5 separate regions of the Homo sapiens genome follow, and all the other regions are linked to region 1. Evidence: chromatin contacts called from ENCODE Hi-C or POLR2A ChIA-PET data. All regions are on one chromosome and are shown on one strand. The core of a region is the stretch at or near the end of the contact, and the rest is flanking DNA. Distances in the headings are between cores, read along the strand shown.

Region 1 (2,817 bases), core at 94-2,593:
ATCGTTGAAGCTGGGGTCTGGGTAACTGGGGGTTCATTATATCATTCTGCTTTCTTTAAAGTATGTTTGACATCTTCCACAAAAATAATGCATTGTTCAATGATGAATCCAAAGTAGATCATTACTTTGATTTTACATTGAATAGTGCTTCATTTTAAGAATGCCTGTGATAGGACCTGAAAGGGCCTTAGAAGTAATTAGTCCAATCTCTACATATTCCTCCTTTTCTTTTGGGCAGAAAGCAAAGAAGGAAGAATAAAGAAGAGGAAGAAGAAAACAATAGTGATATTATATTATTTGCTCTCAAAATAACTTCTAAATTTCCAAAACAAGGAAGCAATAGAAGAAAAAGAAAACAGCGAGATATTATATTTGCTCTCAAAACAACTTCTCAATTTACAAAACCAGAAAGTAATAGGAGAAGCCGCACTTATGTCCACTACCTAGTGCTATCTCTGCAGCTTTATTTTATTATGATTTACTTTTGTTTTCCGAAGCAGAATTTTTCCCAAACTTAATAGTGTCCACGATCGCTCCAACCAATTCGGTTATTTAAGTTTCAAGCTAGATAACCTCCAAAAGAACTTTGCCTTTGACTTGAATACATGCTTCTTGCAATTTGAGTAGTGTTTAGGAGGCCGTTCCCTTTACAAGTCTTGAACCGTTTCTTAAATCTGAATTTGGGAGACGTTAAGGGGAAAGGGTCGGCAGACAGCACCTCAATGCCTTGTTTATTTTTGGTTTTGAGTTTGCTAATAACTTTGTCATCGGGGGTGGAAGAACCTTTATATTTCATTGCCCACGTGACAGTGTTTTTGTTTTAGGGGTAATTTCTAAGGGACAGGAAATTCTCGGGGAGTTTACGTCAGCTTTAACAAGTACAGTAATTACCGTATTGAAGCTACTTGTTTTCAAAGGTCGGAAATTTGAGGTGCCGCGTGAGCACGATTTAGGGACTTTAGAGTTTAGATTTAAGTCATTATTTTTTTGTGATTTAATTTTTTAAGCAGTGTTGACACTGGGTACGTCAACTAAGCTAGGTTTTTTTGTTTTTTTAATCCCCACTAATATAACTCTCAGGTTGTGGCTGAAGCATAAAGCAGGTAATACGCTACACTCACGCTCCTTAAAGGCTACGCAGCTTCAGGAAGCGTTTACAGCAGTAGTGCGCTTGCGCAGCTGGTCCCACACCAAGTCGCCCGCCTCTCCTCGTCCGGCTAGCAGAGGGCGCTGTGAGGTAATGAAGGCGTCCTCCTTAGGGCTCTGGAACAGAGCGTAAAAGGGCGGGAGGCGAAGCTCGCTGACGGGCGTTCTAGCCTTGACTGCTCTGTCTCTATCACCCGTTGTCCTCCAACCTCCCCTGGGCACTGGGCCTGCGGGCCTGGTTGCTAGGCGGAAGCTGGGCGCGGCGGCGGCCGCTGCGGCCGCCCGGGCGTTTGAAAAGCGGCTACGCAGGCGGCAAAAGGTCCTCGGGTGGCGGGCTTGTCTCTGCTTGCAGACTGGCAGGGCTGCAGCGTGGCTTTTTCCTTGAGTCGGGGCACAGTTAGGATCTGGGCTGGCGGCCCGAGGCAGAGGAGCCGGGCGCGCTGCAGCAGACGGCGGTGGGACCTGGCTGCGGAGCGGGGTCCGGGCATCAGGGACCGGGGGCGGGCAGTGGGGGTCCCGCCGGGGGTCCCGGATTACCCGCGACTCAACTGGACCTCACTTCCCCCCAGCCGCCTTCGCCCCCGGACCGCTCACCGCAACCATGGTCTCCAAATCCGACCAATTGCTCATCGTCGTGTCCATCCTAGAAGGTGAGCAGCCTGAGGCTTGCTTTTGCAACTGCTGCCTCCCGAGTTTTAAAAGCTTAGTGTGGGACCGAGGCCTTGTTAACCTTAAGAACCCTGTCATCTGTGCTTTTGTGGTCCCCACAGACTTGTTCAAAGTTGTACGTAGTGAGGTCTGTTAGGCAATTGATTTAAAAATCTCTCCAGGGATATGAGCGCTATTAGGGATAAGTGATATTTAGCGTGACTAGCCGTAGCCCCAGAGAATCTAGAGAAAACGATTTTCATCCAAAGCAGCACGTCGATGGCTTTTATATATGAGCTGAACGTGGTCCTGAGAAGCGCGTTCTGATCAGCGGTTCCCAATAATAGCACTTGTAAGAGCTTTGACTTGAATACAGGCTTCCTGCGATTCCAGAAGTGTTCCGGAGGCAATTCCCTTTACACGTCTTGCTGGAGGACTCAGGGGACTACAGTTCTTAAGAGGGTGTATTATACATTCCTTAAAAGGTGTGTTTTGGATGAATGACATTGGTTTATTGGGACTCATTGAGTGTCAGACACTGTGCTGGGAATGTAAGAATGAAACAGTCCTGATTCTAAAAAGCTAAGGATGTAGCAAGGAGAGTGTGTCAGCAAATAATTCATCAGGATGTGGAAGACCCTAATGAATGACCACCTCTGTCTAAGGAAACTGCGGAAGTTTCACTAGAGGAGGTGGCATTTTTTGGGGTCCTACAGATGATTAGGAATTTGTCAGGTGAAAAAAGGAAGGGCATTCCAGGCAAAGAGAAGAGCAGGGAGCACTTAAAGTATGGAAAAGCAAGACACGTTTTGCCTTGCTTAATTAAATTCACTCAGTAAACATTGGTTAAATTCAGTGTGGTTGGAGAACAGATTTGCAAGAAAGTGGAGGGCATAGGAGATAACAGGTGAATTGAGGACACTTTACGAATAGTATGTTAAGAAGGAGTCATCTTGAGCCAGAGCAGAAGCCTGGCTGCATTTTTTCCCCCATGGGAGAGTGTTTTATAAAGGCCTGGCACTG
Region 2 (2,817 bases), core at 237-2,736, 7.8 Mb after region 1:
TTTAGATTTAGGGCCCACCCTAAGTCCCAGGATGACCTCATCTTGAGGGCCTTAACTTAATTACATCTGCAAAAGCCCTATTTCCAAATAAAATCATATTCACAGGGGTGGAGGGGTTGAAACTTGGACATGTATTTTTTAGGGGGACACAATTCAACTCACTGCACACATTTACATAAATAACACATCTTTTAATAAAAATATTTTCGAAATAAAAATTTAGCAAGAAGAGTGACCTTATTTTTGTAAATCTTTCATATCTAGATTTAAGGAAGAAGCTGGGTGCTCATTTCCTTTGATATTCAATCTGTTATGCTGTTTTGGTTGAAATATATAATGAAAATCCAGCTTCATACAGATCATTACATACCCTCTGAAAGGGTTTCAGGAGGCTTCTGGGGACTTCAGAGCAACACTTGAGAACCACTGCTCTAAAGCATATACTCCATAAATATATGTAAAATGGAATTTCCAGGCTGTGGCTACATATTCCAGGCTATATATATATATATATATATACATATATACACACACACACACACACACTGTATATAGGTGTGTGTGTTCTGTGTGTGTATACATATATTCTACTTTATTAGATAATGGCACATTGTTTTCCAACTTGATTAACCAATTTACTTTTTCACTAGCAGTGTATAAGAGGTTTTGTGGCTCTATAAGTCGACCAATATCTGTTATTGTTACACTTAAAATTTTTGCCTATCTTGTGGTATGTAATGTATTGATTGCACTGTGACGTTTAATTTAACAAAAGTTCATCTAGTGCTTGCTATGTACCAACCACTTCTAGGTACTTTTTCCAAATATTGGTACTTTGTAATAATTCTCTATGGTAGGTGCTATTATCTCCATTCTACAGATACACACTGAGGCAGAGAATTTAAGCAAGTGGCCGGACGTCACACAGCCAGTACGTGGCAAAGCAGGGATTAAGCACTCCTGCAGTCTGCTCTTAGAATTCGCGCTCCTTGCCCAGCTGCTTCCCCCAAATATTTATTATTACTTATGAGAAAACTCCGCAAATTGCAAAGCGCTCTACCACCAACGATTAGCACCCTAGGGCAAAATGAGCCCTTTACCACTCCCTAGATGCTCCCCAGCGCTAAGTTCCCAGCGGAGGTTGCAGTGAGCGCAGATCGCGCCACTGCACTCCAGCCTGGGTGACAGGGCGAGACTCTTGTCTCAAAAAAAAAAAAAAAAAAACAACAAAAAAAGCCAGTGATTGGAGCGTAATTACCCTCGCCAACCGCCTGTAACCACGGCGGCCGCCACGCCCCGTTTCCTGGTCTCGCCCCTCTCCGCCCACGACTCTGGCCCCGCCCCTCGTCCCAGGCTGCAACGGAGGCAGAGCCAACGCCTCGCGGGCTTCCACGTACGCACTCCAACGCGTGTTCCCGGAGAAGAACGCATCCGGGTCACGGGAGCCGGTGTCTCAGGCTCCGCCCCTTCACCCCCCGAAAGGCTAATCCCCACTTCCGACCCTCTCAGGCCTTTTCCGCTTCTCTTTTACCTCCCCAGGTCCGCCCGTCTGCGCCCCTCACAGGAAGCCGGAGGGTCGCTCTGATCCCGAATCTCCCACAGGCGTGAACCTGCTCTGCTGTGTATCTTTGCGGGGTGGCCTGCGCTGAGGCCTGCCGCGCGCGGTGAGTCCGCGCAGACCTGACCCTGCGTCTCGCAGCTCGGTTGAGGCCGCCGCCGCCTTCTCGGGATGCCGCGGCCGGGGTCCGCGCAGCGCTGGGCGGCCGTCGCGGGCCGTTGGGGGTGCAGGCTGCTCGCACTGCTGCTACTGGTGCCTGGACCCGGCGGCGCCTCTGAGATCACCTTCGAGCTTCCTGACAACGCCAAGCAGTGCTTCTACGAGGACATCGCTCAGGGCACCAAGTGCACCCTGGAGTTCCAGGTATCAGGGGCCTAGCAGTCCCTGGGCCCCAACTCGCGGCTCCAGGATTGGGGGTGTAACTTGAGGGATGGCACTTTCCTGTCCGTGTTTCCCCGTTCTTAGGCTAATTCAAAAATCGCTTCTAGGTAGCTGATGCCCAGCATTTGACTTTCCTCTAATAAACCTTGGGTGAGAGATGTTAAGACCGGGTGTTAAAATATATGAATTCCAGAAATGCTCCCTTTAGCATTTCTTTCCATCTCATTTTTAAGGCCTATTGAACTTTCTTCCTTAAAAGATTCCCTTAAAGAAAATCATTTATACTCTGTAGTACCCAGTGTCAACCCTCTACTCTCTAATCCACACCTCCAATTTAATTGGATTTGGAGTGCTGCCAATGTCTAACTTCATTGCTTTTCAGTTTTACCAATATTAGGACTGTTGGTTAATACGGTCCTTGTCATTGGAAGAGCTCCATTACAGGTTGAACGGCCATTTGCCAAGGGAGTTGTAGAAAGAATTGCTGTGATAAATGAGAGGCCCCTTCTGATATTTGGGATTATATAAAAAAGAAACTTTAACAGAATGTGGTTTATTCGGTTGGTTAGAACAGTCTTTACTGAGCTTCAATTTTGGTTGGTAGGCGCATTTAACATTTGAGTAGCTATTGAATACTAGGTGCCAGTGGTACAGAAGTGGTCGAAACAGATAGGGTCACTGCCATCATTCATGATTCCCCTCTCACCCTGCTTTTCTTAACTGGTATCTGCTCATTCATCAGAACTGTGCCTTAAGAGCAGTAAGTAGGATCCATGAAGGAAGACTTCCTTTGGAAAATTATTTTAAGCTGAACTTTAAAGGATGAGCTATAAACACCTTGGTAAGGGAGGAGGGGGAATAGCCTGTGGTAGTAGTGA
Region 3 (2,817 bases), core at 318-2,817, 7.6 Mb after region 1:
TTATGTGTTTCAGCTAGCGAATTCTGCCCTCAGGTAAGCACATAACTCTATAAAACCCTTCCTCGATCATCAACAAATCACTTATCTCTACTACCTTAATGCCTCCTGCACTTGTCCATACTAAACAGTATTTACACGTTAAAAGAGAAGTTCTACAAATGCTACTATTCTTCATAAATAGAAAAAAACTATAAATGAGGGCAAATTCCCATACGTGGAAAAATGCCAAACCAGAAGCTGAAATCATAACTTTTAGGTATAGAACCACAGCTCCAATCAGTCAACTACAAACGTCGCCGGTTACTTCGAGGGTAAATAATTTGCAGCCAGCTGGTAAAAAGCCTGATAAAAATATTAGGTCCTCACATATCTTCCTTTTCAATAAGGAGACACCTGAAAGTCACACTGGGCAGTCTGTCACGTATCGAAACATGCAGAAGAGAGACTGTACAGAACGTGCAGTTATCAAACGCAGGAAGCCAAAGTTCCTGTGCTATGAGAGGACCACAGTGAAAAACGGTAGCCCATCTGTCCAAAGAACAGAAAGAAGTCCACCTGGAAAGGATGGGAGTCGGCGGAGGGGGGCGAGAAGAACGAGTTCCACGCCGTCTTCCTCCTCCCGGGCTAACTGCAGCCGCGGGCGGCAGGAAGGCAGCCGCGCGGGGTGGGCTCTTGGGGACTGGGCGCAGGGCTCCGCGGCGCGGCTGGGCTGCGGCTGCCCGATCGGCGAGGGCCGGGCCCCGGGAAGTCTCCAGGGCCTCGCCCGCGCAGCCAGGAAAGCATGCAGCCCACCGACGGGCGGAGGAACCGCCCGGGCAAAGCCACGTCGGTGGCTGACCGCGCGGCAGGGAGGTGGGCACCCTGTCCACACCCACCAGGAGGCTGACAGCTGGCGAGCGCCAGGCGGCCGGGACGGGACAAGGGCCGCAGCGCGCCGGAGGGGGTCGCTCTGAGAAAGCCGCGCTGGGCGCTGCCCGTCGCCAACGACTCCCCCTCGCCCGGATCAGCGGCGGCTGGATACTCACGTAGGGCTGGTAGAACTTGGAGAGCCGCGGCTTCCCGTGGTTGTTGAAGATTAGGATCGCCTTGATCATGGCTGTGCCGGGCCGACCGGGTGGGCACTGGGGGCCAGGGCGGGGGCGGGCGCGCGAGCCTCGCCTCGTAATCTCGCCTGCGATCCTTCCCCACCCGCCCCCTCCCGCACGCGACCGCGCGCGCTCCCGAGCCGTCGGGCGGGGCCCAAGGGGCGGGGCCTGGGCGGGGCAGGCACTAAGGAAAGCGGAAACATTTCTAGGTCCGAGCCAGCGGCCTAACTGGAGTGTGCGCATTCGACCGAGCACAGACACGTTGCCCACCGCTCCTCTCCCGAGGTCTGTAGTCGCGGAGAAACACATGTTGCGTTACTAACGTTCAGAGGTCTGCGACAGCTTCGATTTGAATGACTAGCCGGGAACACCAAGTTTCACTGTGTAATTGCGTCCCCCTACTCCGGCGCCTCCTTTGCGACGCTCCCTGGAGAAAAGCACGCCCACTGCACGCGCTCAGTCGCTACTTCCGCTCTCGAGTGTCTCCAAGCAAGATGGCGGAGGAGCCGCAGTCTGTGTTGCAGCTTCCTACTTCAATTGCTGCTGGAGGGGAAGGACTTACGGATGTCTCCCCAGAAACAACCACCCCGGAGCCCCCGTCTTCCGCTGCAGTTTCCCCGGGAACAGAGGAACCTGCTGGCGACACCAAGAAAAAAAGTAACTGAATTTATTTCCGGGCAGAGAGGCGGGAGGTTCAGATTGCATCCGAGTAGGGGTGGCGGCCAGTAAAGAAGCAAAATTTAGAGGAGCGCCTGTCCTAGACCTGCATTTTGACCAGTCATCAGAAGAAAAGAAGTGTACTTTTTGATTTTTAAGGCCTTTAAGTTGAGTGTTAAAATACCATCTCTGTCTATCGGTGTAGGGCCTGATACTTGGCTGCCACACTTATTTTTATACTGTATTTTTTTGAGTTGGCCAGACTGCGAGCTCTTTGAAGGAGGGAGGGAGCTGAGTGGGGCGGGGGGAGGGGGGTCTCGGTAATTCCAGGTACTTAACACAGGAGCTAATTATTTGAGTAATGTTTTATGGTGGTAGGGGTGGTCATTGGCAAAGCCTGGATTAGAATTCATGCCTTCCAACTTAACTCGCTTTTGCTTTTTTCCCCCTCCCAGTTGGTTGTGAATTCACTCCTTAAACCAAAAACCAAATTCTTATGCAGAATGAAGACTGCTAAGGGAAAGCTAAAGGCATAGATGTTACCTTTTTAAGAAACACATTTTGGAACCTTTGTGAGTTATTTCATTGCTTGAGTCAGCTATCCTCAACCCTTTATTGCTTGAGAATGTTTCCCTTTGTAAAAGAGATTGCTAAAATTACGTGTTCTAAAGCACTCTGTTTAGAGTTAGAGTTGCCTATGGGAAAAGCAGCATATAAGCATCCTCGATTCAGAGAGGCTGATTTCGTCCTTAGACGTTTTCCCCGTTCTGTCTTAAGATGACAGTGGTCTCTGGCCGGGCGCGGTGGCTCACTCCTGTAATCCCAGCACTTTGGTAGGCTGAGGCGGGTGGATCACCTGAGGTCAAGAGTTCGAGACCAGCCTGGCCAACATGGTAAGACTCCATCTCTACTAAAAATATAAAAGTTAGATGGGTGTGGTGGCGCGCGCCTGTAATCCCAGCTACTCGGGAGGCTGAGGCAGGAGAATCGCTTGAACCCGCGAGGCGGAGGTGGCAGTGGGCGGAGGTCTCGCCATTGCACTCCAGCCTGGACAACAAGAGCGAAACTCCGCCTC
Region 4 (2,817 bases), core at 127-2,626, 7.3 Mb after region 1:
CCTTTCCTGTAATAATCAACTTTAAATGATGTGATGAGAACAATTCTATACTGCACCATATTGGATACAGTTTACTGATGTAGCGGTGTTCCCCAAGACACTGGTATGAGGAAAGAAACTGGCGATCAGAACCAAAGTGAGGCAGGAAAATAGGGTCAGGAGGCTGGGAACATAAAGCTGATTCCCACTTCAGCTATGACAAGAAATGTCCTCTCCATATGGCATAGGCGGAGAAAATGACTTTGTAACTTTACTTCATCCTCTTCATTTACATAGGGAGTACACCAAGTAACCAATGGAATCCTCTAGAGGGTATTTAAATTCCCAAAAATTCTGTAGGGGCCCTTCAGCCCCTATGCTCAAGCAGCTCCCACACTGTGGAGGGTAGTTTCATTTTCAATAAATGTCTTCTTCATTCTTTCCTCGCTTTCTTTGTGCGTCTTCTCCAGTTCTTTGTTCAAGACGCCAAGAACCTGGACACCCTCCACTGGTAACAAAAGGAATCCAGAAAGAAGGAAAAACTTTAAAATAACTCTTTTCTTCTGAAAGATTTCTACCCAATCCAAGCACAAAGAAATTACTTCCGAACACTATTTTGCCTATATACTTCAGTACTTTTTCTGTATCCACACGCTACCTGCACTATTGCTTATTTTTTCACAAATTGAGTCTTTTTTTACTTAAATAATGTTAAAGGGGAGCTTTATATCACTACCATGGACAACCAACTTTATCTACCATAAGTAGAAATTAACTAAAAATCTGTTTAAAATGCAAATAAAAGCAAATGCTACCAAAGCCAGGCTAGATTCTTCTACCAACCAAAAATTCGGTCCCCTATTCGATACTGATTTAAAAGGGGTATTAACACATGTTGGCTATTAAAGACCCTCCAGCAGCAGCGTGAGCCTTTCCCACCAGAGTGTCTGAACCGGAACTGAAATCGGAAACGGAATACCGTTCCACGTGATTCGGCAGCACTGAAGGCAGCACCCGGGAACTTCTGATACCAAACTCCGCGAACAGTGACGCAGACCCCACGCTTGCAGACCACACGCTTCCGTACAGACCTCAGCTGCCAGGCGCACTGTGAGCCCCACAGGTGGACCACCGTGACTGTAGAGGCGCTACACGGCCCCACGCACTCCGCAGACGCAGCGTCGCAACCTCGGCAGCCCACCCCACCCCACCCCACTCAACCGGGCCCGCCGCGGCGCCCAGGCGGCAGGCAGCAAGGACAGCCTTGTGCGAGCCCGATCTGGGCCTTCCTGGGCGCGGCTACCGCAAGAGCTTAACGGATCAGCTACCTGGGGCTCTCCCGTAGGATCAGCGCCGCGGGGACCGCCATCTTCGGCTTTCTCGCACTGCCGCCGTCTGTTAGCTGCGCCGAACCCAGCCAATGGCGGCCGCGGCGGACGGAAAGCCGGAAGGCCCAAGCCGCGCAGGGGCCGTTTTAGGGCTCCGGGTCTCCTGCGACCCGGGCGCCGGGAGACTTGTCCCGCAGTCCTGGAGGGCGGAGAGGGCAGCCCAGTTGCCCTCCCGACACTCCAATCGTGTTGGAGTTAAGTCTGTGCATATATATGTCTTTATATTTATATATTATATATGTATGTACATACCTGGATAGGGGTGTGTGTCTGTATTTAATAGGGCAGGTTTAAGCAAGTCTATGTACAGACCTGTATAGATATATGTGTGTATGTTCGTGCATAAATATATACATTATTATTTTTAATAGGGCAGGTTTAAGCAAGCCCGTGTATACATACTTGGATAAATGGTGTGTGCGTGTGTATATTTTTTTAATAGGGCGGGTTTAAGTGAGCCTGTGTGTACATACTTGGATAGGTGATTTGTGAGTATTTTTTTTTCCAGCGTTTGGGCTACAGAGAGGCAGGCATTTGAGCGAGCTCCCCCGAGCCTGCCCAGGAAGCGGCGCATCACCCCTCAGGAGAGGTGGTGCCTCCAGTTCCACCCTAAGCACTGTGCCGTCAACCCCTCCTGTATCTGCATCTGCAGGGCTTGTAGTATGTACGTTCAATTCCTTCAGCAACGTTCAATGAATGAGTGCCTACTGTGTACCAAGCACTGTTCTAGGCACTGGAGATACAAAAGGCCAAAATTCCTGCCCTCAGGGTTTGCCGGCAGTCTAAATGGACAAGTATTTGTTGCACCCTTCTTTAGAGTCTGACAGTGCAGAGTAGGGGAGATGAATCGCTGCAGTGAGTGATGTCAAAGACCTCACCCAAGACTAGGGAGACACCATGTTTGCATAAATACCTTGGTCTGCCTTTGAGAAAAACATGGAGTGAGTTAAAGGAATTCAGATGTGGGAGCAGTGAAAGGCATCCGAGGTAAGATCAGGAAAAGCTCCCTAGGGCAGGTGGCAAATGCGGTGGGTCTGCAGAGATGTGGAGGGTGAGGCTGTGTGTTTCAGGTCAGTAGAGTAGAAGGGCGGTTTGACGTTTGAAGAACAGGAATTTAGACTAGAAAAAGCCTTTAATGACTGGTTGTGGCATGTGCACTTAATCTGGTGAGAAATGGGTAAGCATTAAATGTTTTTTCTATCCATTAAATGTTTTGAACCAAAGAAATTTTGCAGTGGGAGTTGGATTTTTGAAGGTTGCTGTCAGCAGAATGATGATTGAAATGGAAAGAGGTAAGCAGGAGAGCTACCTGGAAACTACTGCAATAATCTATAGAAAGCAGTAAAATCCTGTGGTACTAAAAAGGCATTGGTGAATTAAAAGATAGTGGATGGATTAGTTACGTTTCAGCAGTAGAATATTCAAGAGCTGCCAAAAAATTGAATTTAAT
Region 5 (2,817 bases), core at 218-2,717, 5.7 Mb before region 1:
AATGAATTTGGAACAAAGAAATAAATGATAAATGTTTCAGGTAATGGATATTCCAATTACCCTGATTTGATCACTACACTGTATGCTTGAATCAAAATATCACGTCTCCTATAAATATGTACAACTATTATGTGCCCATAAAAACTAAAAACAAAAAAGAAAGAAAATGACACTTAAATATTAAAATACCTTTTATCCCCGAATCCCACATTTCAGTTTGGTCTTCTGAAAAAATGACTTATCAGTTTCTCAGCTAAAGAAATGATATCGACAGTGTACTACCTAAATTATACCTTATATTCTTTCCTTTCCAAAATATAAATTCGCCAGTGAACAATCTGATCCTAAAGAGGGCGGAAGATTAACCCGCCTAGCATGAGAGCACAGCTTAAAATAAATGCTGTTAAGTAGTCCTCAGGTAGAACAACTTTCCCAGCCAGCAGGCCCAGGAACTCAAGGTCTAGCTTAAGTTGGGTATTTGTATTCAAGAAGGAATTACAATCATGGAGTCAAATGACTTTTTCAATGCAGACGACAAAACGTAATCAAGTCAGTAGACACTTTACTAAGAGGAGGCTAAGCAAATGGTTATTTGCTTAAGGTTAGGGAACTCTTAAGCCCAAGGACCTGAGAGCCTGGGAAGGCGGGGGGGAATGGGTTTGACTCCCAAAGTTTGCGTTTCCGCAAGTGGTTAACACAACTCTAGGAACAAACCCTAAGACCAATACTCCCCACAATCTCATTTCCCCCCATTCTGCATCACCCATCACCCCAAAATAAAAACAGCTACTACAGCACAGCCCTTTGGTTACGCAGGAGGCTGGGACCTGATCCTGGCATAAAAAGCGGATGCGGGCGACCGAGGACCACACACGTGGGGGCGTTCGCGGGCGCTGAAACCAGCTACGAGGCCCACGCCCCCGCCGGGGACAGCTGGTGACCATCACCTTTGGACAGGGGCATTCCCCAGCCGGCCCCGGAACTTGCGAAAGACGCGCAGCCCTTCGGACTCAGCCACTCGCGCAGGGCCCGGGTCCCGGGCGGCTCGGGGCACCTGAGGAGCGCGGCGAAGGCGGGGACAGGGACGGGGACGGGGACGACTCGGGAACAGGGAAGCGCGCGGCCTCCCGCAGGACCCACCTGGATCTGCAACGGCACGAGGCGCACCTTGCAGCGCTCGCTCACCGCGAAGCCCTTGGGCAAGTCCACGTACTGGCCCCACTCCTCGGCGAACAGCTGCACCACGAATTTGCGGTGCATGTCGATCTGGTCGCCGTACAGGCTGAGGAACTTCTGGATGAGCAGCTCGTAGCCCGCCCCGTGTGGCACCGACGAGGGTCGCGCGAAGACTGAGAAACAGAAGAGCACCGGGACTGTGCCCGACGGCGCCCCCGCGCCCCCGGCGCCGCTGTTGGGGAGCGCAAGGACCGCCGGCTCCGCAGCCGCCATGTTCCCCCGAGCGTCTGCGAGCTCCGAGGCCGCCCAGTCGCACCCAGCCGGCTGCCGCGGCCCCGCCTCCCGGCGATGCCAGCCCGCCCGCCAGCTCGCGGAGGCGAAGGGGCGTGTCCTGACGACCGCTGCTCGCGCGCTCTCTTACCCGCCCCGGAGGGCGGGCCGCGGCGTAAGGGTGGGTGGTGGGGCCGGGGTGCGCGCGTGAGCCAGGGAGCGCCTGCGCTCGCCGGCCGGGTCCGCCCCCTCCAGCTTCCCGGGCCGCTGCGTTCCCGCAGTTCCCCGCTCGCGCCCTTTCTGCCGCGGTTCTGACTGCCGGCAGAACGCCTAGTGGTCTCGCAGACCCAAGACCCGCCTGGGCTGCCCGTTGTTCTTGCCCCGGTGCTGCAGCTCACACAAGGGTTTGTACCACCCTTCCCCTAACGCTGGCCCTCTTCGCGGCTTCGCTCGCCTTCGAATGAGCAGTGTTCTTGGCAGTCTAGGGTTGTGGTTGGGTACACAGAGCCGCCAGGACGAGTTACCTGTTGGCTCTGTGCAGAAGCATGCAGTCCTCCTCGAGATGGCAGTGGTATCTTACAACCAAAGGGACAGTCCGATAGATACCCTAAGAAGAGCAGCAGAATTTAATCCTTAGAGGGCCAGTCAAGGTTCAAGTTTTGTCTTTTTTCGGTCCCACAGAACACAATATCTCTAGGAATGGATTTGATATCTGGCCTCCCTTCATCTCAACCTATTTCTGGGAGGACTTGGATTTGGGAATATAAATACTATTAAAAGCAAAAATCTGAACTTTATATTGAAACTAAGGATATCTGTTTTTAAGTAAGTAAAAGGGATCACTTTCAAATAAAACAATCCTCTGCCTTCTGCACACTGTAAGGCGCTATAATTAACTGGAATTAGAAAGCATGCATTATGAACAGAATTTCCTTGGAATTGAGTCCTGCGAAGATAGGCATGGGCCTAAACATAAAATTAGATTTTAGGTATTAAAGCTGTCCTCTTCTAAGAAAATAACCTTTAAAGCAGGGTTTCCCAACTGACACTGTTGACTTCTGGAATGGACATTTCTCTTTCTTGGGGATGGGGCATCTTGTGCATTTGCAGGATATTTAGCAGCATCACCGGCTTCTACTCCCGCTAGATGCCTAGTGACCGCTCCTCCCTCTAGTTATGGCAATCAAAAATGTTTCCAGACATTGCCAAATATTCCCCAGAGGGCAAATATACCCCCTACTTGAGAACCACACTGCTTTAAAGTTATGAAAAGACCATCCTTTGGTGTTTCTTGCTCAATTGTACCGAAGCTACTAGAAATAGCCATTTTTTTCTGGTTCTCATCACACTTTGAGAGATCCCATTTAAAAG

The links. Hi-C counts contacts between places; a loop is a spot of excess contacts on that map. ChIA-PET counts read pairs that join two places held with the same protein, here RNA polymerase II (POLR2A). Pooled maps may share reads with other maps.
Region 2: a loop to region 1 is called in a pooled map, with 8 times the contacts of the local background. The contact joins the promoter of TMED7-TICAM2 here to the promoter of CEP120 in region 1. A Hi-C loop is called at or near these places in 2 of 50 pooled maps.
Region 3: a loop to region 1 is called in a map of naive thymus-derived CD4-positive, alpha-beta T cell, with 25 times the contacts of the local background. The contact joins the promoter of ATG12 here to the promoter of CEP120 in region 1. A Hi-C loop is called at or near these places in 2 of 168 maps with a recorded cell type or tissue (CD4-positive, alpha-beta memory T cell and naive thymus-derived CD4-positive, alpha-beta T cell) and 7 of 50 pooled maps.
Region 4: a map of CD8-positive, alpha-beta T cell shows a loop between it and region 1 (11-fold over the local background). The contact joins the promoter of COMMD10 here to the promoter of CEP120 in region 1. A Hi-C loop is called at or near these places in 1 of 168 maps with a recorded cell type or tissue (CD8-positive, alpha-beta T cell) and 4 of 50 pooled maps. POLR2A ChIA-PET finds 5 or more read pairs at or near these places in 1 of 52 experiments (CD4-positive, alpha-beta T cell).
Region 5: a loop to region 1 is called in a map of CD8-positive, alpha-beta T cell, with 18 times the contacts of the local background. The contact joins the promoter of ISOC1 here to the promoter of CEP120 in region 1. A Hi-C loop is called at or near these places in 5 of 168 maps with a recorded cell type or tissue (B cell, CD4-positive, alpha-beta T cell, CD8-positive, alpha-beta T cell and 1 more) and 9 of 50 pooled maps. POLR2A ChIA-PET finds 5 or more read pairs at or near these places in 1 of 52 experiments (CD4-positive, alpha-beta T cell).

Annotation. Positions count from the first base shown.
Region 1 is chr5:123,421,929-123,424,745 of GRCh38, reverse strand. CEP120 (centrosomal protein 120) reads left to right here and starts at 1,343. Exons shown (of 20, transcript NM_001375405.1): 1 at 1,343-1,796. The coding sequence starts at 1,748. RefSeq lists a silencer at 1,643-1,802 and an enhancer at 1,132-2,077.
Region 2 is chr5:115,624,705-115,627,521 of GRCh38, reverse strand. It overlaps TMED7-TICAM2 (TMED7-TICAM2 readthrough), which reads left to right and starts at 1,486. Exons shown (of 4, transcript NM_001164469.4): 1 at 1,486-1,921. The coding sequence starts at 1,730. TMED7 (transmembrane p24 trafficking protein 7) reads left to right here and starts at 1,486. Exons shown (of 3, transcript NM_181836.6): 1 at 1,486-1,921. The coding sequence starts at 1,730. RefSeq lists an enhancer at 1,421-1,590 and a silencer at 1,761-1,830.
Region 3 is chr5:115,840,315-115,843,131 of GRCh38, reverse strand. ATG12 (autophagy related 12) reads left to right here and starts at 1,567. Exons shown (of 4, transcript NM_004707.4): 1 at 1,567-1,742. The coding sequence starts at 1,580. AP3S1 (adaptor related protein complex 3 subunit sigma 1) reads right to left here and starts at 1,197. Exons shown (of 6, transcript NM_001284.4): 1 at 1,026-1,197. The coding sequence starts at 1,094. RefSeq lists enhancers at 351-560, 1,551-1,600, 1,611-1,910, 1,299-2,200, 2,204-2,704 and silencers at 651-840, 941-1,320.
Region 4 is chr5:116,083,584-116,086,400 of GRCh38, reverse strand. It overlaps COMMD10 (COMM domain containing 10), which reads right to left and starts at 1,376. Exons shown (of 7, transcript NM_016144.4): 1 at 1,308-1,376. The coding sequence starts at 1,348. RefSeq lists enhancers at 835-1,129, 1,423-1,582.
Region 5 is chr5:129,093,399-129,096,215 of GRCh38, reverse strand. ISOC1 (isochorismatase domain containing 1) reads right to left here and starts at 1,467. Exons shown (of 5, transcript NM_016048.2): 1 at 1,141-1,467. The coding sequence starts at 1,449. LOC124901060 (a long non-coding RNA gene) reads left to right here. Exons shown (of 2, transcript XR_007058926.1): 2 at 817-2,817. RefSeq lists a silencer at 1,070-1,849.